3 separate regions of the Homo sapiens genome follow, and regions 1 and 3 are each linked to region 2. Evidence: chromatin contacts called from ENCODE Hi-C or POLR2A ChIA-PET data. All regions are on one chromosome and are shown on one strand. Each heading gives the region's core, a stretch centred on a gene start or an enhancer-like site at or near the end of the contact. The rest is flanking DNA. Distances are from core to core; before and after follow the strand shown. Region 1 holds the start of TUBGCP4 (tubulin gamma complex component 4). Region 2 overlaps STARD9 (StAR related lipid transfer domain containing 9). Region 3 overlaps EHD4 (EH domain containing 4).

What was found. Hi-C counts contacts between places; a loop is a spot of excess contacts on that map. ChIA-PET counts read pairs that join two places held with the same protein, here RNA polymerase II (POLR2A). Pooled maps may share reads with other maps.
Region 1: a map with no recorded cell type shows a loop between it and region 2 (2.4-fold over the local background). The contact joins the promoter of TUBGCP4 here to the enhancer-like site in region 2. A Hi-C loop is called at or near these places in 1 of 37 single-sample maps with no recorded cell type. POLR2A ChIA-PET finds 5 or more read pairs at or near these places in 1 of 52 experiments (T-cell).
Region 3: a loop to region 2 is called in a pooled map, with 6 times the contacts of the local background. The contact joins two enhancer-like sites. A Hi-C loop is called at or near these places in 1 of 37 single-sample maps with no recorded cell type and 3 of 50 pooled maps. POLR2A ChIA-PET finds 5 or more read pairs at or near these places in 1 of 52 experiments (Panc1).

The regions. Positions count from the first base shown.
Region 1 is chr15:43,368,898-43,372,434 of GRCh38, forward strand. TUBGCP4 (tubulin gamma complex component 4) reads left to right here and starts at 2,204. Exons shown (of 18, transcript NM_014444.5): 1 at 2,204-2,535. The coding sequence starts at 2,458. It overlaps ZSCAN29 (zinc finger and SCAN domain containing 29), which reads right to left and starts at 2,146. Exons shown (of 6, transcript NM_001372080.1): 1 at 1,661-2,146; 2 at 699-1,128; 3 at 26-230. The coding sequence starts at 1,016. RefSeq lists a silencer at 1,845-2,114 and an enhancer at 2,215-2,334.
Region 2 is chr15:42,606,706-42,609,879 of GRCh38, forward strand. The region is part of intron 3 of STARD9 (StAR related lipid transfer domain containing 9); the gene reads left to right. Among named protein-coding and RNA genes, the nearest start is that of STARD9, 33 kb to the left of the region's middle. RefSeq lists an enhancer at 2,338-2,607. Within about 2 kb of position 1,471, at least 10 of the 41 ENCODE cell types and tissues checked have a DNase peak (open chromatin) inside an H3K27ac peak, as active enhancers do.
Region 3 is chr15:41,928,992-41,932,114 of GRCh38, forward strand. All of the region lies in intron 3 of EHD4 (EH domain containing 4), which reads right to left. It overlaps EHD4-AS1 (EHD4 antisense RNA 1), which reads left to right. Exons shown (of 4, transcript NR_120332.1): 4 at 1-295. Among named protein-coding and RNA genes, the nearest start is that of EHD4-AS1, 9.1 kb to the left of the region's middle. RefSeq lists enhancers at 1-426, 389-468, 489-618. Within about 2 kb of position 1,725, at least 23 of the 41 ENCODE cell types and tissues checked have a DNase peak (open chromatin) inside an H3K27ac peak, as active enhancers do.

The DNA of each region.
Region 1 (3,537 bases), core at 954-3,453, 760 kb after region 2:
CTTCCCATATGAATCTACTCCTCACCGCTCCTTTGAAAAGGTTTGAGCTTCTCCTTTGGGTTCATCTGCTCCTGTGGTCCCAGGTCTGGGCTTCTTGCCCTCTCTTTCTTGGGTACACCCCTGGGCTGGGGTTCCACTGACTCCTGCCGAACACTTAATAACTCTTGTGATGATTTCGGGGGTGTCATCTTCTCCAAGCGCACTTCCTGCCCCTTCACAGAGACTGTGACCTAGAAACAACCCCCGTTAATTGTCACTGCAAGATCATAATGAGGGGCATTCCCAGAGGAGAGTATTTAATACCCCAAAAGAGATCATCTTTCAGAGCCATGGCCAGGGTTGTAGGGGTGAGGGAGGTTAACGCGAACAAGGGTCTTATTCCATTGCCATTAGCTTAAAGCAGTTGAAACTCCAGAAGGAAACGATCAAAATAGTAAACCCACCTTCAGGCTGAAAAAAAAAAATCCCCTTTCTTCCCTATTAAGAAACTATAGGAAAAACTCATTATGACAGGGTAGGTGAAGGTACACCCAGGAAGCATCTCCAGACAAGCACTATCTGAAAAAGTTACCTATACCAGACCAGAAGTATAAGCCTCACCAAGGGAGACTGTGTCCCTCTTTAAGCCTGTCTATATCTTAATTTAGCCCTCCACCCAGTATCACACTTTTGAATTTGAATTCCCCCTCCCTTCTCACCGAAGATCTAGGTCTTCCAGGCTCTCTTTCTAAATCTTCCACGAGAGTCACTGCCTCCTCTCCATTTTCTGGACATTGTTCCTGTACCCAATTCTGGATCTCCCCAGGTAAGACGGTCAGGAACTGCTCTAGCACCAACAGTTCTACAATCTGCTCCTTGGTGCGCACCTCCGGCCTTAGCCACCGACAGCAAAGTTCCCAGAGTTGGCTGAAAGCCTCCCGCGGCCCAGCCACCTCCTGGTAATGGAATCTCCTGAAACGCTGTCGGAAGGTCTCAGAGTTAGTGCCATTCTCTCTTAGAGCTGATTTGGCCATCATTAATAGCAGAATGCAGCTTCCCTTCGCTTAGGAGTCTGGGTTCCAGGGCTTACATCTATCTTCCCATGTCCTTGGAGAATCCCCTGCAGATGACTGTAAGAGGTGTTTCTTCCTAGGGCAGAGAAAGATGGCACTATCAGAAGGAATACATTCATATGTCTAAAGTCTTGCCAGAGCTGGCCTGCCTTTCCATGTGCTCCGAGTGGCCTTCTAAGGTAGCACAATCTTCAGTAAATAGACTTTGCAAAAACTGCTTTTCTGGTTGACTTCCAGGGCAGCCCCAGGAAGCAGCAGAGAATAAAAGTACTGTCTGCCCCTCTCCCACCTCCTCCAAATCCGATCCCATTTAACTTCCCTGGCCAATGTTGCACAGTGAGTCCGAACCATATAGGAGAGCTGGAGTTCGAGAGGATCTAAAGACAAGTCACCATCCTGCTTGAAGGCAACAAAAAGCCTCTGTCCAGCTGGTCGCAGCTGATCTCCCCCAGTATCTCCGCAGTCCTTCCCGAGGCCTTCTGCGTCCGCCCCGCCCCCTCGGGCTGCACAACTCCCAAAGCCCACCCCAGGCAAAAATCACGTCCAGAATCTCGGGTCTTTGTTTTCCCCGCGTAGTAGTAGCCGCTCAGCAAGGATTAGGGAGCTACCTGTCGGAAAACCTCGCGCAAGGAGAGAAGCTGGTTTTGGCTCCAAAGCGAGGACCATGGGGGCTTGGGGAGAGTCACATTGGGCAGGAGAGACGGAATCCGAGGAGCAGTAGTAACGGGCTTCCTGAGGACGGGCTCGGGTGTCGGCCAGAGGCTCCAGGTGCTGCCGGTTCGCGGACGCAGAGCTCTCAGCCCAAGGAGCAGCGGCTGCGGGATTCTGGCCTCTTTTGTCTCCGCTCCCTCCGGCCGGGTAACCCGGAGCCGTCGTGCGGTCCCTCCAGAGGCCTCTGACCCGGCTAAGGCGCCCTGAGGGCGCCCTCCAGCCCACCCCTGGGAGCGTCTCCCTCTCGAGCTGCCCCTCAACCCCCTCGCATCCTTGCCTCCGGGCCAGCCTCACCCACTCGGGGTCCGACCCTGACCCCGGCCCCGGCCCCGGCCCCGGCCCCGGCTCTCCAGCCTCCCAAGTACAGCTCCCAAACCGGAAGTCCGAGCGGGCGGCTCGGGGCACCGAGGGCGCATGCGCGAGGGCAGCGACCGCGACTCAGTCTCCGCAGAGCCCGGGCGGGAGTAGCTGGTGGACCCCGTTGAGCTGCCGAACTTCCGGGACTCCCCCGCGACCCCTTCCCAGCTTCCCGTCCGCTCCGCCGCAGCGATTGTCTCGGTGGGTTGATTCGGCACAAACCGCCCGACCCAGGGGCCGGTGCGCGTGTGGAAGGGGAAGCACTCCCCTCGTGGTCGCCTGGAGGTGCGCTGGAGGAGGGGGTGACATAACCAGGGACTCGAGGTCCGCCGTGGGAATGATCCACGAACTGCTCTTGGCTCTGAGCGGGTACCCTGGGTCCATTTTCACCTGGAACAAGCGGAGTGGCCTGCAGGTACTGTCCGGCGCAGAGCGCGGGAACCAGGGAGCGCAGGAGGGGGGACCTGAGCCAGCGCCTGGGGGAGTAGGCTGAGGGACCTAGCGAGCGGGGCTTCCAGGGCTGGGGGCGTATCCCTGGACAGGTGACTGGAGGGCAGCCCCTTAGGGTCAAGGCTGATGCGACACCTAGAGAGGCCGGGCCTAGGCTAGAAAACGGAGGGCAGACCTCGAAGAGCCCCACCTGTGGCGGGGCGAGGAAAGGGCCTGAGGTCCAGGTGTCTGACAGTTGCTGGGGAATGATATAGAAGTGTGGGAGGCACTTTCTCCTATTTATTTTCACACGTGCATTGTTTGAGTTTTGAAGTACTGGGCCAAATACACAGCTCCCAAACACATGGTAAGCGCTCAGTAAAGTTTGTTGAAGGAAATAAATGAAATCGAGAGCGTGTGGTGTTTCCCTCATTACTCCTTTACCAGAAAATTTCTGCACTAGGTAAAGCACTTGGTAGGGGGCCTTTGTGTAACCAGGAATGTATGATGTTCCGTATGCATTATCTTATTTAATCCTCACAACCACCTTATCCATTTTACAGATTAAGCTAGGTTTAGAATAGTTAAATAACTATCGGGGTCATAGCTAGTAATTAACAGAGCTTAGTTTTGAAGCCAGGTCTGTCTGGCTTCAGTATTTGAACTACTTTTACCTGCTTCTGCTTCCAGTAATGTTATCTAATGCTCTCAATAATTTAGTCCACTTAGGTATTGTTTCTACCAGTTAACAAATGAGCAAACTGAAGCTCAGAAAACTTTATGCTGGCCAGTCCTAGTAGTGGCAAGACTGAAATCTAGGTCCGTCTGATCACCAAGACATGCCGATTCTTAGGAGACTGTGGAAGAGCAGAAAAAGTACATTCTTAGTCTATAAAACCTATAAATCAAACAGTTTCCTTTCGTTATTATTTATGAACATGTATTTGGAGTTTGGGAGTTTAGGTGAATTTTTGAAAAAAACAGGTGA
Region 2 (3,174 bases), core at 221-2,720:
CCCACCTCAGCCTCCCAAAGTGCTGGGATTACAGGTGTAAGCCACTGCGCCCAGCCTATTTTTAGTTTTGTATCCAGAGTAAGTGCTTGTATACATGTACAGTCAGGGTGCTTTCTTCTGAATCCCCTGAGTAGACCTAACTGACCCAGCTACTCTCTAAGGCACAAAAAATAGCTCACCCATTATAGCAAATGGATGCTTCATTTCACTCATTCTGACCCAGAGGCTGGGTTTTGAAGTGTACTTCATTGATTGATTGATTGACAAGGTCTCACTCTGTCTCCCAGGCTGGAGTGCAGTGGCGTGATCATAGCTCACTGCAGCCTCTATCTCCCGGGCTCAAGTGATCCTACCACCTTAGCTTCCTGAGTAGCTGGGACTACAGGCATGTGCCACGTCCTCCACATGGAGGAGTCTAAAGTCTGTGCACAACCCTGTAACCATTGTGCTCTTTTTCCTTCCCAGCACAACCCTGCATTTTTCTGGTGCTTTTTTTTTTTTTTTTTTTTTTTTTTAAGATGGAGTCTCTCTCTGTCACCCAGGCTGGAGTACAGTGGTGCGATCTCAGTTCACTACAACCTTCGCCTCCTGGGTTCAAGCAATTCTCCTGCCTCATTCTCCTGAGTAGCTGGGACTACAGGCATGCACCACCATGCGCGGCTAATTTTTATATTTTTAGTAGAGATGGGGTTTCACCATGTTGGCCAGGCTGGTCTCAAACTCCTGACCTCAAGTGATCTGCCCACCTCACCCTCCCAAAGTGCTGGGATGACAGGTGTGAGCCACTGTGCCCACCCTCCTGATGCCTCTTTTTCTGAATAGATTCTTTCTCATCTGTGGAGTACCCTAGGAATTCCAGTTTCATATTAGAGAGGGAAAGAATAAATACAGGACCTCCAGACTGAATCTAGGAGAATCTTAATATATTATACACACACACACTTATACACACACACACACACACACACACACACACACACAAATATATATTTGAATATAATTAAATCCTATATTGTTTTACAGGTTTTTCCTAAATCCCACCTGCTTCCAAGTATTTATTTTCTAGCAAGTATTTATTTACCCCCCTCTGATCAGTATCTTCCACATAGAAGTACTTACACAGTAGGGAGGATGAATCTCTTAGGCATTTGTCAGCTCCGTTAGGATTTTTAGAGGTTTACTATGTTTTATTGAAAACCAGCCTCAAGTTCCTGATTGACTGTCCAGGTTTGTGTCAGTATATTTCTTAGTTGTCACTAACAAGTAATTGTGGAGCTGAGTGCTCACCCCCACCCCCCGCAGGTCTCTTTTCCATTATCTTATTTTTTGTTTTTTTGCATACACTTTGGTAAGTTGCTGAGACAACCTTGAGAAACACCTTTGTCCAGGGATATGGGCTAAGGCTGGAGTCAGGCTTTGTTTGCTTGGTTGAAGTGACTTGCTATGAAGGGCTGAGGTGTAAGAAGTGCCACAGACGAGTGTGGTTAGAGATCTTGTGACTCTGGCATGCAGCACTGCCCTTCTGCAAGCTAGTCTTTAGGATTGGAGGAGGGTAGTGTGGTTTGTGGGTAGTGTGGCTTGAGGGAAGACAGGACCCTGCCAGCCGGATGCGTGAGGTGGATGCTGTTCAGATGAACACATAACTAATCTCTTCAACCAGACCCTGGATTGCCAAGAATGATATGGGCTTCACCTGGGCTGGCTGAACCCAACAATGAAACCGGAATTGTCTCAGAGGCTCAGCTCCCTTGCTTCTCTTACATTAAGATTGGTCTCTAGAGACCCATTTAGACTAAACAGTATTAAAAACAGGAAATTTGCTCCTAGCAGCCTGATTGCAGGAAAAGTTTTTTCCACATAGGCAGGAATGAATGTTAAGAACAAAAACTCCATCCTCCAGGCTTGTTTTCTTATATAAAATTATTAGCAACCAAAAAAACTTGAAGCATCTTTGACATATTGGACTACCTCTCAGAGTGCTGACAGGACCCAATACCAAAAGGTGATAAAGAGCTCTTGTGAACACAATCAAAAATATGAAAACGGTGCTTTGTGGAAGATACTGACCTGGTAATGTTTATCTTGCCTGAAGATCAAATATGTGGAAATTAATGCAGAAAGGATTGGGGGAAACCTAAAGAACAGCTATAATTTAATTTTAGTCAACACTCATTTATTGTGACTATTCTGGATTCAGTCCATAGATTATGTATTCATGTATTCAGTCAGTGTTAACCGAGCATGCACTGTGCGTTGTTGCTGGGTGCCATGTCCCAGCTTCAGCCTTAGATGTGTGAGATCCTCTTTCCTCTTTGGTACCTCAGGGGCTTGCTAGGGTTTTCTTATGACAGTTCCGGGCATCCCTAGATCTAGAGACCAAACTCCTGGGACTGCTGCTCTTTTGAATGATTTTGCTGCTGAGGATAGTGGGGGGCGGGAAGGGGAATATATTGGAAGAAGAGAAAGGGGACAAAGAGAAAACTAAAAGCTAGAAAGGAAATGCTTTTTTTCTTCTGTGATGTCATTCTGCCCAAATAAGTCGAGTGTTGAAGAAGGCTTCTAAGCCCTCAGAACGTGACCCAAGTCCTCTCTCTAACCCTGGCTTCTATTCATAACCCTAATGTGGCTCAGTCAGTGTGTCATGAACACACTTCTGCAGAAGAGACGGTATGGTCAAAAGATTCTTTAGTAGATCTGTGTCATTTCTTTGCTTGTGAGGAAACAACTATTTTTAAAACTTTTTTTTTTTTTTTGAGATGGAGTCTTGCTCTGTCACCAGGCTGGGGTACAGTGGCACAATCTTGACTCACTGCAACCACTGCCTCCCAGGTTCAAGCAATTCTCCTGCTGCAGCCTCCTGAGTAGCTGGGACTACAGGCACGCGCCACCACGCCCAGCTAATTTTTGTGTTTTTAATAGAGATCGGGTTTCACCATGTTGGCCAGGCTAGTCTTGAACTCCTGACCTCGTGATCTGCCTGCCTTGGCCTCCCAAAGTGCTGGGATTACAGGTGTGAGCCACCGTGCCCAGCCCTGAAATTTTAATTTAAGTGAAGGTGACAGTGGTTTCTGGCTAACTAGTTAATCAGAAATGTATTTGAATAATGGCTGGGTGTGGTGGCTCATGCCTGCAATTCCAGCACTTTGGGAGGCTGAGGCGGATGGATCACTTGAG
Region 3 (3,123 bases), core at 475-2,974, 680 kb before region 2:
CTGGATGTGAGTTCACCTCGAACCTTTCAGCTGGTAATGGCCACCTCTTGGAGAATGTAACTGGTTACCAGAAAACCCCAGAGGTTGTCTCCCAGTACCTAGCCTAAAGTGGGTGTGGCCACAGAACCTACCAAAATTTAAATAAAAGCAAGAACTAGGCGTGTCCAGGGATGGCGTTGTGCTGTTTATCCGCTCTCTGCTCTTCCCACTCCTCCTTCCTTTGGGATTTTGTCCAAGACTCTGTAAATTAATTTTTCTGTGCCTGTTTCCTCATAAAATAAACAAGCTAACCTCACAGCCTGTCCCTCCTTCCTCTGGGGGATATGTGACAATAACAGATGGGTGAGCCACATGTCCCTGAAGGCCCCTCCAGGGCAAGGGCGGGAGAGCCCCACATCACAGGTTCGTGCCACGCCACAGACATGGGAACAGAGGAAGGTTCCACGCCAGTACTCGGCCCACTGAACGCTGCTGCTTCTGGGCATGTGACCAAGTGAAAGGGAAAATTGGGTTTCGCATCTCACTTTCCATCTCAGATTAAATACCAGATGAAGAAGCAGGCCCATTTAAAGAAGGCTGAGCCCTGGAGAAAGACAGCAACATGGTATTATCAGTCATTTTAGGCTCTTTGCTGGAGAGGGAAGTTGGTAAAAAAACCTACCAAGAAAATCCTGTAAGTCCTGGAGCCTGGCTTAACAATTTCATTCTGCTGGGCCTCAGTTTCTATACCTGTGAGTCAGATGATCAAAAAGGATTCTTTCTAGATCTTAAATTTTAGCTATATAGGGTGGTTCCAAACAGTAAGCTTCTTTGAAATAAAAAGCCAGATTCCCAGGAAAATCGATTTAGCTCAGCGTCTGTATAGTACAGACACGAACTAGTTACAGTGCCAGCCTAAGATGACCCTTCAGATGGCTACAGTAGACCCTTCAGATGGCTACAGGAATACTGAATGAACAACTCTAAATGACACAATTATCAAACAGTAAGTTTCATTTTATTACATCCCTTCTACTGGATTCATGTGCTATATAGCATTTGGGCCAATTTGAAGGTCCTTGAATGTTTCTATAGGTGTAATTAGTTGCCCCAAAGTTTAACTTATTGTCATCCAATTCCAAACAACTCTATACTGAAAGAAACTATCTGAGGAAGGGTTGTGGAATGTATGACTTCCAAGGATGCTTAAGAAGTCACCCCATCTAACCTTCTGATATTATTATATATTAGGATGAACAGATCCAGGAATCCCGTGTCACGCACATGGAAATTGTCCATTCCTCATTTTTCAAGTGGGCTTTGTGTATAAGTCAGGCTAGAAAGTCTCATACAATATGTCTATAAATCAGACGGAGTTGGCGTGGCAAACATTACTTGCACTGAATTTTCTTGAGGCAAAATGCCAACAGACTCCACCCAAATGTGATGAGGTCAAACATTTATAAGCAAGGCTTTGACCGTGACAATGCATCTTGTCATTCTGTGGTTCAGAAGGGCAAAGGTAATGTTTCTTCAGGCTACAGTTTTCTAAAGAGAAATGTTAAACCAACGGGATGACAACTGGGGTCATAAAGGGCTAGAAAGCAACTTCTGACCTGAAGACCCCACCCCTCGCCCTGCCCTGTTCCTCTTTTCAAACATCTTGGCATTGCACAAGTGTCCTGCATGCCTGTGGACAACAGCTGGCACTGCAGACCAGCTCTAGCAATTAAGTTATCAGCTAACCAGCTCCTCAAGCCAAACTATTACTCAGAGACAGTTATTTCTGGGCTTATGTCACAGATGGAAAGAAAGACCCAGTCAGTGGGAACCATGGGAATCCACACGGGGCTCCTTATAAAAAAATGACTCACTGATTTTGCTAAAAGTAGCCCATGTAGTTACCAACAGTATTTCAAAACAGTCAAATACCTCCAGAAAAGGAAATACTTTAAAAAGGTATACATGAAAAGATGCTCAACCACACTAACCATGAGGAATGAAAATTAGAATCATAATGAGATGGTGGGCATGTAAACAGGCATGCCTTCTACAGTGGCATTTTTGGCACCAGCTAACATAATAAAAAGACCGCCGCTCCTTTTGATTCCAAAATTCCACCTCTAGGAATGCATCTTAGAGTTACATCTGCACATTTTTTGGATTAGTCTCTATTTCATTTATTTTTTTACATTGATAAAGAAAAATTGTATATATTTATCATGTCCAACATGTTGTTTTGAAATATGTATACACTGAGGCTGGGTGCAGTGGCTCATGCCTGCAATCCCACCACTTTGGGAGGCTGAGGCAGGTGAATCACTTGAGCCTAGGAGTTTGAGACCAGCCTGGGCAACAAGGTGAAACCCCATCTCTACAAAAAATGCAAAACATTAGCTGGGCATGGTGGTGCATGCCTACAGTCCCAGCTACTCAGGAGGCTGAGGTGGCAGGATCACTTGAACCCAGGAGGTCAAGGCTGCAGTGAGCTGTGATCGTGCCACTGCACTTCAGCCTGGGTGACGGAGCTTCGAGATCCTGTCTCAAAATAAAATAAAACATAAAATAAAGTAAAATTAAATTAAAATAAAACAAAATTAAATATGCATTCAATGTGAAATGGCTAAATTGACAGTGCAATTAGCATATGCATTACTTCACATACTTGTTTTGTTGTGGTAAGAACACTTAAAATCTACTCAGCAATTTCTTTTTTTTTTTTTTGAGACGGAGTCTAGCTCTGTCACCCAGGCTGGAATGCAGTGGCGCAATCTCAGCTCACTGCAACCTCCACCTCCCAGGTTCAAGTGATTCTCCTGCCTCAGCCTCCTGAGTAGCTGGGATTACAGGCGCACGCCACCACGCCTGGCTAATTTTTGTATTTTTAGTAGAGACAGGGTTTCACCATGTTGGTCAGGCTGGTCTCCAACTCCTGACCTCGTGATCCGCCCACCTCAGCCTCCCAAAGTGCTGGGATTACAGGTGTGAGCCGCCGCGCCCAGCCAGCAATTTCTTTTTTTTTTTAAGCTCCTCCCTTTTCAGCAATTTTCAAGATATATTTGCACGTTATCGTGCCAACTGTATACACTTGCACCGTACATGCTAAACTGTGTAAATCCACTGTGGCACTGTTTGTAACGGCAA